Linked DNA regions of Homo sapiens: region 1 is linked to region 2. A link is a contact called in ENCODE Hi-C or POLR2A ChIA-PET data. All regions are on one chromosome and are shown on one strand. Each heading gives the region's core, a stretch centred on a gene start or an enhancer-like site at or near the end of the contact. The rest is flanking DNA. Distances are from core to core; before and after follow the strand shown. Region 1 overlaps FLT1 (fms related receptor tyrosine kinase 1). Region 2 overlaps PAN3 (poly(A) specific ribonuclease subunit PAN3).

Evidence for each region. A loop is a pair of places that touch in the nucleus more often than their neighbours do. ChIA-PET counts read pairs that join two places held with the same protein, here RNA polymerase II (POLR2A). Pooled maps may share reads with other maps.
Region 1: a pooled map shows a loop between it and region 2 (4-fold over the local background). The contact joins two enhancer-like sites. A Hi-C loop is called at or near these places in 2 of 50 pooled maps. POLR2A ChIA-PET finds 5 or more read pairs at or near these places in 2 of 52 experiments (T-cell and endothelial cell of umbilical vein).

Annotation. Positions count from the first base shown.
Region 1 is chr13:28,322,821-28,328,548 of GRCh38, reverse strand. FLT1 (fms related receptor tyrosine kinase 1) reads left to right here. Exons shown (of 30, transcript NM_002019.4): 20 at 999-1,087; 21 at 5,603-5,728. Among named protein-coding and RNA genes, the nearest start is that of FLT1, 170 kb to the left of the region's middle. RefSeq lists enhancers at 1-456, 5,121-5,728. Within about 2 kb of position 4,173, at least 4 of the 41 ENCODE cell types and tissues checked have a DNase peak (open chromatin) inside an H3K27ac peak, as active enhancers do.
Region 2 is chr13:28,264,769-28,270,732 of GRCh38, reverse strand. It overlaps PAN3 (poly(A) specific ribonuclease subunit PAN3), which reads right to left. Exons shown (of 19, transcript NM_175854.8): 10 at 3,857-4,018; 11 at 3,522-3,638; 12 at 3,332-3,433; 13 at 1-32. Among named protein-coding and RNA genes, the nearest start is that of PAN3-AS1, 130 kb to the right of the region's middle. Within about 2 kb of position 1,877, at least 3 of the 41 ENCODE cell types and tissues checked have a DNase peak (open chromatin) inside an H3K27ac peak, as active enhancers do.

The DNA of each region.
Region 1 (5,728 bases), core at 2,924-5,423, 56 kb before region 2:
ACCAGCCCAACTTCTGCAAGGCACAAAAAAGAACTAGTGGCTTCTGGGCTCCCGGCATGCCCTGGGCAGCGGCTGGTGAAGCAGCTCCGGGGTCACTCCCCTTTGACCCAGAAGTGGTCCTTGCTTTGTGGGCTGCATGCCCAGCCCAGGCATGCAGTGGAAACGCAGGGCAGGAGAGAGGAGGCCTTCAGAGTGCAGCTGGACTTCCTTCCCAACCCTCTTGCTTCCTTCAGACCGGGGTCGGGTTGGCAAACCAAGGTCAGCCTGTGAGCTTAAAATGGTTTGACCTTTTTAAAGTTGGGGGAAAAAATAAAAAATAAAAATAATATTTCATGATATGAAATTGTATGAAATTCCAATCTCTGTGTTCATAGTTTTCTTGGAGCACAGTCATACTTGTTTGGTTGTTTCCAGGCTACAAAGGCAGAATTGAGTAGTAGCTCCTTGATCTGCAAAGCCTAAAATGCTTACTAGCTGGACCTTTACAAGAAGAGTTTGCCGATTCCTACTGTAGATCCTCTGGCAAGCCCCAAGGCAAATCGCGCAGACACTGCTGGCGAGAGACGGCCAGGTAGCCGTCTCTGTCGTGGTAGGGAGGGAGGAGCTGCTTAATAGTTCCAGGACTGGTGTGACAGTAACCAGAAGCCGCTCTACTCGCAAGGGTCTGGTTAAGAGGCAGGGAGGCTGGCTTTTGCCTCTCCCCTCCTCAAACGTATTTCTGTCCTTCTTCCAATCTTTTCTCTCTAATGCTTCTGCACTGCCCCTCACCTCCTTTTTTTTTTTTTTTTTTTTGTATTTCAATTGTATTCTTTAAACCCCTTCTTAGGTTAAACTGAAAAAGTCACCGTATTCATGGGCCTCTCATCCCTAAATCGCATCCCTTCGCCCCACTAATACAAAGGCTGGTTGGTTTGAGGTTTCTCAGGCAGGCTGAAGGCTGGCAAATGGCTGACTGGCTTGGTGTGGCTGAGCATGAGCATGTGCTGTTTTGGCTGCAGGGCCTCTGATGGTGATTGTTGAATACTGCAAATATGGAAATCTCTCCAACTACCTCAAGAGCAAACGTGACTTATTTTTTCTCAACAAGGTAAGGATTTCAAAAGTTGGAGGTTTTTAAAGATAGCAATGAGTTTTCATTTAGTCTGTAACAACATAAAGCAAGAGAAACCTGTATTGTGTTGTTAATGATTAAACTTAAAACTCAATCTCTGCTTCTTCTCCTTTTTTCATGTTTTTTCCCCTGATAATCTGTTACACTCTAGTGTGGATAGCACAGAGAATCATTTGATCCCTGTGTGCGTATGCAGCCATAATTGGAGAGTAAATCTACTAGCCACTTATCTAAATATCTAACAATAACTTTCTCTCTTTCTCCCCCTATATATGTGTGCATGTGTACATACACGCAAACATACATACACAAGTCACTTATTTCTTTAAGGAAGATAATAGTTAATATAATTGTCTCCATTTATTAGGTTAGATTTTGACTAAGGCTAAATCAACTGAGTGACTTGACAATCAGCAGTAGACCAATGATGTGGCCAGGGCCAAAAATCATTATCTTTCTTTTCCACTGCCCTTTCCCCTACTTCCTGACACCCTCACTACCCATGTCATCCCTACATATACTCTGAACCAGCCTTATTAAATAAAAGCTGTGTAGTAAAAGGAACATGTGGACCCAAGACCTAAGGGCAAACAAGGTTTAAAAGAGATTATTGGGCCAGGCACGGTGGCTTACGCCTGTAATCCCAGAACTTTGGGGGCTGAGGCAGGTGGATCTTGTGAGGTCAGGAGTTCGAAACCAGCCTGGCCAGCATGGTGAAAACCCGTCTCTACTAAAAATACAAAAATTAGCCAGGCGTGGTGGCCCGCGCCTGTAATCCCAGCTACTAGGGAGGCTGAGGCAGGAGAATCGCTTGAGCCTGGGAGGCTGAGGTTGCAGTGAGCCGAGATCAAGCCACTACACTCCAGCCTGGGCAACAGAGTGAGACTCCGTCTCAAAAAAAAAAAAAAAAAAAAAAAGAGAGAGAGAGATTATTGAATGGAGGAGAAATAATTTACTAAAACTTTGCCAGTGTGACATATGGCACCAATACTGTGTCCTTCTCTGAGCTGAAGAAGTCCAGGGGACAGTGATTCAACATTATTAACCAGTAATCAGCAACACTGGTGATGAACCCATGTAGTGTGGTGGTTAAACATTGAGACTCTGGAATCAGACTTCCTGGATTCAAATCCTGTCTCTACTTCTCATGAAATCTGGGAATGCAAATTACTCAACCTGTCTGTTTCAGTTCCCTCGTTTATTAAATGAAGCTTATAATAGAATCCAGCTGATGGGATTGTTGAGAGAATAAAAATCTCTCAGTCAAACATTCAATAAATGTTAATCATCACTGTCACCACCACTGTCATCATCATCATCAACATCATTGACCTACTAAGATAGAAAAATTGGGTGAGTCCAACTTCGTACCACTGATCTACATGGTGGATAAAATGTCTGAAATCCAAGAATGATGCCCATCTTTATAATGTGGGCAAGAATCTTCACACACAAATAAGAACCACTGGACAGCTGGCCAATTTTCTCATCCCTCAAACTTTGATCTAATTAAAGACAGAGATGTTCTACCGGACCGGCAATATATGCAAGAACATCATTTTCCCCAGGTTTAAGTCAGGTCCTCTAATAATAAGAACCTTTTTTTTTTTTTTTTTTTTTTGAGACAGAGTTTCTCTCTCTGTCAGTCAGGCTGGAGTGCAGTGGTGTGATCTCAGCTCACTGCAACCTCCGTTTCCTGGGTTCAAGTGATCCTCCTGCCTCTACCCTCCCAAGTAGCTGGGATTACAGGAGCCCGCCACAACGCCCAGCTAATTTTTGAATATTTTGGTAGAGACGGAGTTTCACCATGTTGGCCAGGCTGGTCAAACTCCTGACCTCAGGTGATCCGCCTGCCTCGGCCTCACAAAGTGCTGGGATTACAGGTGTGAGCCACCGTGCCCGGCCTAATAATTAGAATCTTGAAACTGAAAGGGATCTTTGTGATCAGTTGGTTCACACTCGCAGGCTGCAGATGCGTTCAGAGAAGTCAAGTGATTCGCTTAAGGACACACACCTACCATGAGGTGAAGTCAGAAGGTGAAAGAACTCAGCTCTCTTGACTCCTCCTCCACTGCCTTTTCTGTGCACCACACTAAATGAGGTGAAAAAAGCATAAGAAAAAGTGGAAAGTGGTGCCTTGGGCTGAGGGCAGTACAAATTCCCCTTAGTACTGAAATTTTGGACTGGCTTCAGGAAGAGCTAAGCCAGCAGAATACCCTAGGGACCTGGGCAGGATGGAACGTTTGGGTTTGTGCGTCCTTTGTTTTGAAGAGTTTGCTTCCTTCTCTGGCTATATTTAATGATTTGCCTCCCTGTGCAACTTGGTGGAGCTTAGTGTTTTTGTGGAAAATCCATGGCTGTCTTTCATATTTGGAAGATAAAGGTAAAGGAAAGGCAAAACCAAAAGGCTAAATTGAAAATGGAATACTTCATTTTCCAAATAAATTAACTGGGATCCTTAAATATGGTTTGTAATAAATTCACTATATTCTGCCAGAGTCCCAAGAGTTCAGTAAATTACCTTTATTTAACAAAAGTGGTACTGATAAGCAAAGCTGAATATACAATTGATTGGGAGTCAGGAAGGGAGTGAGAGAGCCTGAGTTTTGGTCCTTGGAGACATGCCTAGGCTGTGACTTTTGGGTGCCGTGGGGAAGAAGGCTGTCCAGGGAGAGTTTTCACATGCAGAGCCCTGAGTGAGCCTGTGGAGCATTTTTCTCCCCATGCTATTGCCAGCGCTTTCTCTGATGCCTTCTGTCCCACAAAGGATCTTGTGAAAAATAAAATTCCAGTCCCCAACTGAACAGAATCCAATATAACTGCATTGTGGAAACACAATAACAAATAGTGAAAGTCTTTACCTGCCCTCAGGTGGGTTACCTGCAATGGCAGTGGGTATTCACTCTGAGGCCTGCCTCCCTCTGCAACCCCGGAAGGTCTCTTTTCAGGGGCTGGGAACCTTGGTGCCCTTTTGGCTTTTAGACTAGGTTAGGGCTGTCCCTCCTGAAGCTTTCTCCCAGTGCTCTGCTTGCTCCCACTGTGCCCTCTAGTGGAGGGATCACTCTTGCTTTGTGACATTTCTAGAAAAGCCCAGGAAGGATGGGGTACGCGGGTTAATCCTAGAACTGCCACACCATGCAAATGGATCAAGGGACACCACTGAACTCCAGTCCCTCTCTGCTTCTGCCTCAGTATTGCTGTCTAGCAGAATCTAGGCTACAAACATGGTCTTGTTATAAAGCCACTGAAAGTGCTAGGTTTTAGAGTGTCATAGTTACTAGATGAATTACAAAAGGCAATAAAAATCTTTTCTGGTTTCCCATGAACACCCAGAACTGACAACTCCTTTCCTATGAATCATAAAATAATAGTATAATAGAGCTTTTCAGAAGAGGATAATTAAACTCAGAAAAGTAAGGTGACTTGCCCAAGATCGCATGATTAATGGAAGAGCCAAATGAACCAGGGCTTGGATGTGCAGTCCAGGGTGAAAGGCCATTGCTACCCTTGTTAGGATCAAACTGTATCTTTGTTTAAATGGAAGAGAAAAAAAGCAATGTCCATGTTCCCTCCTTCCCCAAAGAAACCTGAGAAATTGGTAACTATAGCCTTCTCTTATAACTCCTCCTAGGGATTACAGAGTGAAGCACCAAGCACACTGAGGATCCTTTCCTCTCAGTGATGTCATCCTTCACAAGATGGCGTGTGGCATGGAAAAGTGGTTAAGGGCACAGATGTGGGCATCGACCAATCCTGGGTTCAAGCTTTGCTTTTTTTTTTTTTTTTGAGATGGAGTTTTGCTCTCGTTGGCCAGGCTAGAGTGCAATGGCGTGATCTCGGCTCACTGCAACCTCCACCTCCTGGGTTCAAGCAATTCTCCTGCCTCAGCCTCCTGAGTAGCTGGGATTACAGGCATGCACCACCATGCCCGGCTAATTTTGTATTTTCAGTAGAGACGGGGTTTCTCCATATTGGTCAGGCTGATCTCAAACTCCCGACCTCACGTGATTCACCTGGCTCGGCCTCCCAAAGTGCTGGGATTACAGGCGTGAGCCACTGTGCCCGGCCAGCTTTGCTATTTATTAGCTGCATGTGAATTTGATTACTTTACTTCTCTGAACCTGTTTCTCCATGTATAAATAAGAACTACTTCGTAAAATTGTTGGAAACACTAAACAAGAAATGTACCTAAAGCTTTTAATATACCAGCTCACACAGAGTAAGCATTCAGTAAATACCCACCACTCTTAATTTTTTTTTTTTATCTGATCTAAGATGCTGTCTAGAAGCCCAGGCAAGAGCACAATAGACTCTGCAACTCCAGAGGTAGTCAGGCTCCTGGACACCGTAGGGCCCCTGTGCTAGTTCACGATCCATTTTGAGAAGTGAAACGCTCTCATTTCTCATCAGGCGATTGCCAGTTGAGGGACTGGTTTCCCACTGCTGTGCTGGAGCTCCTTTTCACCTGGGTCCTTTTCGGTCTCTTCAAAGGATGCAGCACTACACATGGAGCCTAAGAAAGAAAAAATGGAGCCAGGCCTGGAACAAGGCAAGAAACCAAGACTAGATAGCGTCACCAGCAGCGAAAGCTTTGCGAGCTCCGGCTTTCAGGAAGAT
Region 2 (5,964 bases), core at 628-3,127:
ATGCTGCCTGGGCAATGGTCCCTCGTGCTGACCTATACAGCAAAGAAATCCAAAAAATGACATCTTAAGTAATCAACTAAAAGACTAAAGCATTAACATCAAAATTAGCAAAGACAATTCATGTACACTCATGGCACAACATGTCAATTTATATATGTGTGTGTATGTATGTGTGTAATTTAAGTTTAGTCTATTGCCCAAAGATTCCTGTCCGAGATTATGCCTTTTATATTGATACCAGCAATAGGGCTCTCACTGAAATGCTCTTTTCTGTAACCACTTAATTATTGAATAAAAATTACTTAAAGTAAGAATTTATATGTAATTGTTAACCAAATAAATATAAAAACAGAAACCGTAGAGGTTTTTCTACTTAAAATGTGGCTGGCTAATCCTACCCTGTATTATTGTTTAGGCATGTGAGAGCTGTTCATTGTGTGGCTTGATGGAAATAAAAGTCTCTACCATCACTTATGTTGAATGTTTGTTTTCCTTATATCACTCAGGCCCCTCTACCACAAAGGTGGATTCTATCAACTCATTAAGTGGTTTTTGATAATATTTTCTAGGTCATTGTTAATATGTTGTAAATCAGTAGAAAAGGAGACATATAAATTTAATCAAGATTTTGTAATTATTCCAAGGAATATGACCTTATATTCTTTTCTTTGTAGAGACACTTTTGCTACATTGCCCAGGCTGATCTCCAACTCCTGGGCTCAAATGATCTACCTGCCTCAGCCTCCCTAAGTGCTGAGATTGCAAGCATGAGTCCCTACACCCTGCTGATCTTATATTCATATTGTTGTAAAACAACCTTTTGTGAATCAGTTATAAAAAGCAACATAATTAAATGGTTAATTATGTACTTATAATAAATAGCAAATATGTACTTATGGCTTGGAATAAAATTTCTGGTAAGCAGCACATACAAAATTAAAAATAATTATCTCTCAATTTGGACAGAACAGAAGATAATATACTCTGGAAATATGTGTAAGAAGGCTCAAAAAAATGGGACCGGTAACAAATGCCAAGACAATGTGAAAAATGACTATGAACTGTTTAAATGAAACTATTTAATTAATGTAGTAATAAGGAAACAAGAGTTTTTGCAGCAAACATATAGTGCTTACTGTGTGCCAGACTCTGTTCTAGTTGTTTTACTGATATAGACTCATTCTGAATCTCGTATCAACTCCACATGGTATGCTATTCTTCTCATTTTCTAAATCAATATATTTCTTATACTTTGCTTTTTTTTTTCACTTGTGCTAAGATAATAAATTACATAGTGTAAGAAAATGGTAGGCTTTTATGCATGTATGGTATGGTTAGGGAAGTTACGACTACTCAAACAATATTTTAAACTATTAGAAAAAAGGACTACTTCCTATGAAAATATAAACATTAATATATTAATCAGTGAACACCAAAAACAGAATAATTATGATTAAAAAATTACTGGAAAAGAATGCTATAAAAGAGTGGTTCTCAAAAGAAACCACTCCAGCATTTGGCAACATCTGGAGATATTTCTGGCATTACAATAGGGGTAGAGGGGGATTGCTACTGGCATTCAGTAGGCAGAAGCCAGGCCCTTCAGTCAGAAGAGGCCACTATAAACATTCTGAAATGCATAAGACAGCCCCCACAAAAACTTAAGCAGTTGAGAAACACAGTTATAAATTAAAGCCAACAGTCATTTCACAGGTGTTACTACCAAAATAAATTTGAGCAACAACTATAGTCATCTATAAGAATAGTTGTACCACATCCCCTTCCACAAAATTATGCATGTGTCTACAGATGACATAGCAAAAGGAAAAAAATGACCACATTCTATGACCAGATTTTAAATGTGAAACAGCCATGTAACCACAACTTTCTTTTTTCAACTGTCAGGATGCAAAAAAAAAGAAGTAACAAGTAAACAGAAGTAATATATTTTTGTCTATAATTAGAGTCTTGAAAGGAGTTGTAATCTGAAAGATACTAGAATATGGACTCAAATCTTTCTCCCCTCCTCTTTAATTTTCAAGTCAAGAAAATCTTAAGATTAAAAAGCATAATAACGTGATGCTGCTTTCTTGCCCCCATAGACTGAGACCTTCCCTAAATACATAAATTAATGAATAGACATCTCAAAATGGATTTACTTTTCTCTGAAATCATTTACCCTTTAACACACATTTGTTAGAATTCAAGTATTCTGGTTGTTTGCAAAATCTCAATGATAAAACAATTCTTTAAGTATATATTAGAAAGGGACAAAGAAGAAAATATTTCATGTTTAAGGAAAAGTTACTTAAAATTCTATTTTGAAACCTTAGATTAAGTAACATGGAATCCAACCTTCAAACAAAAGCATTTGTTTAGGGAAATAATTACATAAAGAACAATATAGTCATAATAGGAATCATTAAATTATATTCAGAGAATATAAAAACTATGGGGAAAATACCTATAATAAAGAAAAGATGTAATATGATATAAAAGGTTAAAACAAAAAACAATGCAAAAGGAGACAAAAACAAAACAAAGCAAGATTGAAAAGAAATGTACTAAAAGATTCACAATGGTTGTACTTAGGCAGGGAAGCCAGAGAGACTATTTCTAAGCTATTGAATTTTCCAAGTCACCTTTATTAAGAAAGCATCATATTTTTAAAAGAAAAACATTTTAAAGAGAAAAACAATTTTAACACATTTCCAGTTAAATATCTGATATCTATGTGAGTCTTCAAAAATCTATCTTATCTTAGTAAATATGCAAAAGACATTATTTCCTAACTTCTTGACCATCATCTCCATTTCTTTGACATATTTCTTTTTAAAATGTGATATGGTTTGGCTGCGTCCCCACCCAAATCTCATTTTGAATTGTAACTCCCATAATTCCCACAGTGTTGTGGGAGGGAGCTGGTGGGAGATAACTGAATCATGGGGGTAATTTCCCCCATACTGTTCTCGTGGTAGTGAATAGGTCTCATGAGATCTGACAGTTTTACAGGGGGAAACCCCTTTTACTTGGCTCTCATTCACTTCTCTTGTCTGCCGCCATGTGAGACATGCCTTTCACCTTCTGCCATGATTGTGAGACCTCCCAAGCCACATGGAACTGTAAGTTCATTAAACCTCTCTCTTTTGTAAATTGCCCAGTCTCGGGTATGTCTTTATCAGGAACATGAAAACAACTAGTACAAAATGTAATAGAGTCTTTAAACTAAATGATTACAGGGAAAAATTATACGTATTTTAAAATAGAAAACTACTCTTCCACAGAGCAAAAGCATTAGTCAAAATATAGTTTGCCTGCATCTTTTTCTTACCCCACTTTCTCTTGGTGAAGTAGGCATCAGCATTAGGGTCATTAAAGTGTCTGCTCATCATAGTTTCTCCTCCAGCATGGAAATCATATGCAAACACAAGAGCTTAAAATAAAACACAAACACTCATTACTGAAAGCTGGCTTCAAATAATGAAGCTCACCAGCAGAAAGACAAATTACAAGTTACTCACAGGGCTCAGCAAATGCTTTAGTGGTAAATACTTCACGCAAAGTTACGATATTTGAGTGTTGAATTTTCTTCCACATGTCGACCAACACCATGCACTTTGTGTTAACAAGACGAAAACCTGGAAGACAATTTTTCTACTCCAGTAAACTCTAATTGACGTCTCCTTCATATTCCATCAGAAATGGAAAAAAATTGCCATATTTATACATTGCTCATGAGGTACTAATTTCCAAATAAAAATTTTTAATTCATATATTAAATAATATATTCAAGAAGGTTTGAATAATCTTAGCCTCAATGATACGATTATAAAAGAAGATAACTTATCTTCCTTACCATGTATCCTCCGAAGGCAATATGGCAGATCATCTTTGCTGTTTACAGCTTTGTAGCAAGATGTAATATATCCAAAATTACTTGATTTCTGTATCCGGTTGGGAGGTGGCAGTGGTTCTAGAGGGAATAGGCTATGGTAGCTGTCAACCTCTGTAGGAACTGCTAGAGTAATTCATAAGAAGATGACTTGAAAATACAGGCATTCATAAATCTTTCTCAAAAATACAGAAGACATGATATTTACTATAAACCCCTTGTGTATCACAATGTGCTCTTGTATTTTAGAATAGTGTAAACATTTATTACAATTCCATAAGACAAACTAGCTTCAGTATCAATAAAAATAGGCATTATATAATAAAATAACCAAAGAATAACTAAAGTTCATACATTCAAAAACATTTCCTTTTATAGCACAATACAAATTTGTTCCTCAGAAATAATTTTTATAAATAATTTGAGTTATCACTGAGATAAATTTTTCTGGAGCAAACATTTTATCAGGTTTATAATAAAAAAACATGTATTTTTTAATGCTTCAAATACCATCATGTTTTCCAATTGAACACCAACCTATACTTTCATTCTGTTAACTGTCTCGAATGACTTCGGAATGCTCATGATATTTTAAGTGAACGGAAGATAACCCAACATGTAGTACAGCCATAGTAAACCAACTAGAAGAAAATATAGCAGATGGTAACAATGGTAACCTTTTAAAGGGAGGATTATTATTCTTTTCTATACACTATTTTGTATTTGCCAAATGTTTTATAATATACATGTTTAACACTATTTTTAAAACATGGCATTATGTCTGTTAAAAAAAAAAAAAAAAAACCGGCCGGGCGCGGTGGCTCACGCCTGTAATCCCAGCACTTTGGGAGGCCGAGGCGGGTGGATCATGAGGTCAGGAGATCGAGACCATCCTGGCTAACAAGGTGAAACCCCGTCTCTACTAAAAATACAAAAAAAATTAGCCGGGCGCGGTGGCGGGCGCCTGTAGTCCCAGCTACTCGGGAGGCTGAGGCAGGAGAATGGCGTGAACCCGGGAAGCGGAGCTTGCAGTGAGCCGAGATTGCGCCACTGCAGTCCGCAGTCCCACCTGGGCGACAGAGCGAGACTCCGTCTCAAAAAAAAAAAAAAAAAAAAAAAAACCCTATAAACAAAAACAACTGATAATTTTTGACCTCTGGTAAGAAACACAGATGAAACCCTATTAAGAAAACTAATTCCAGAAGACAGGTTCAAAATGATCCTTCCTCTGCATTTGCCAAATACTTTATGCCCATTATCTCTTAATTCTCACAACAATTCCATGAGGTAGAATTCCCTATTTCATAAATGAGGATAATAAGGATTGCATAGCTGAGAGAGAAAGGTAGGATGCAAACCCAGGACTTTTTGATTCTATAATCATAATCTCTACATGGCATGGCCATAATGAAAAACAAATGTAGAATGATTAAATGTCACCAAGTGGCATGTTCTACTTAAATAAAGGCAGTATACTGCCAAGTGTCATTGCATGTGACTATAGTCCTAGCTACTTGGGAGGCTGAGGCAGCAGAATCACTTAAACCCAGGAGCTGAATTCAGCCTGGGCAACATTTAAGACCTCATCTCTTAAATAAATAAATAAAATAAAAGCAGTACAACGGAAGAATACACACAAGTGAAATAGCTGTAACTTTTACTTTTGCGCATTTACCTAGTTTGTATTTGAATGATTGGTATAATGTCCATAAGGAAGTTAAAATGGTAAATTTTGTTTTCCAGCTATTTCATTTATTAAGGAGCACTTAATACAGGATTAATTTCAAATCAGCAAAATATACTGAGCATCTACTATGTACTAATGAACCTAAAGAAATATTACGTTCTTACCCTCAAGAGGCCTAGAGAAAAATAAAGAACACAAATTTATACAAAACATGTAAGAGGTAAAGTCGCCATTTAAGAAGTACAATTCGCTATGGCACTGGTTCTTAAACGTCACCACCTGTCACAATCACCTAAAGCCTTGTTAAAATATAGTTTGCTGGGCCCCATTCCCCGAGTTTCTGATACAATCTGAAGTGGGATCCAAGAACTCACAATTCTAACAA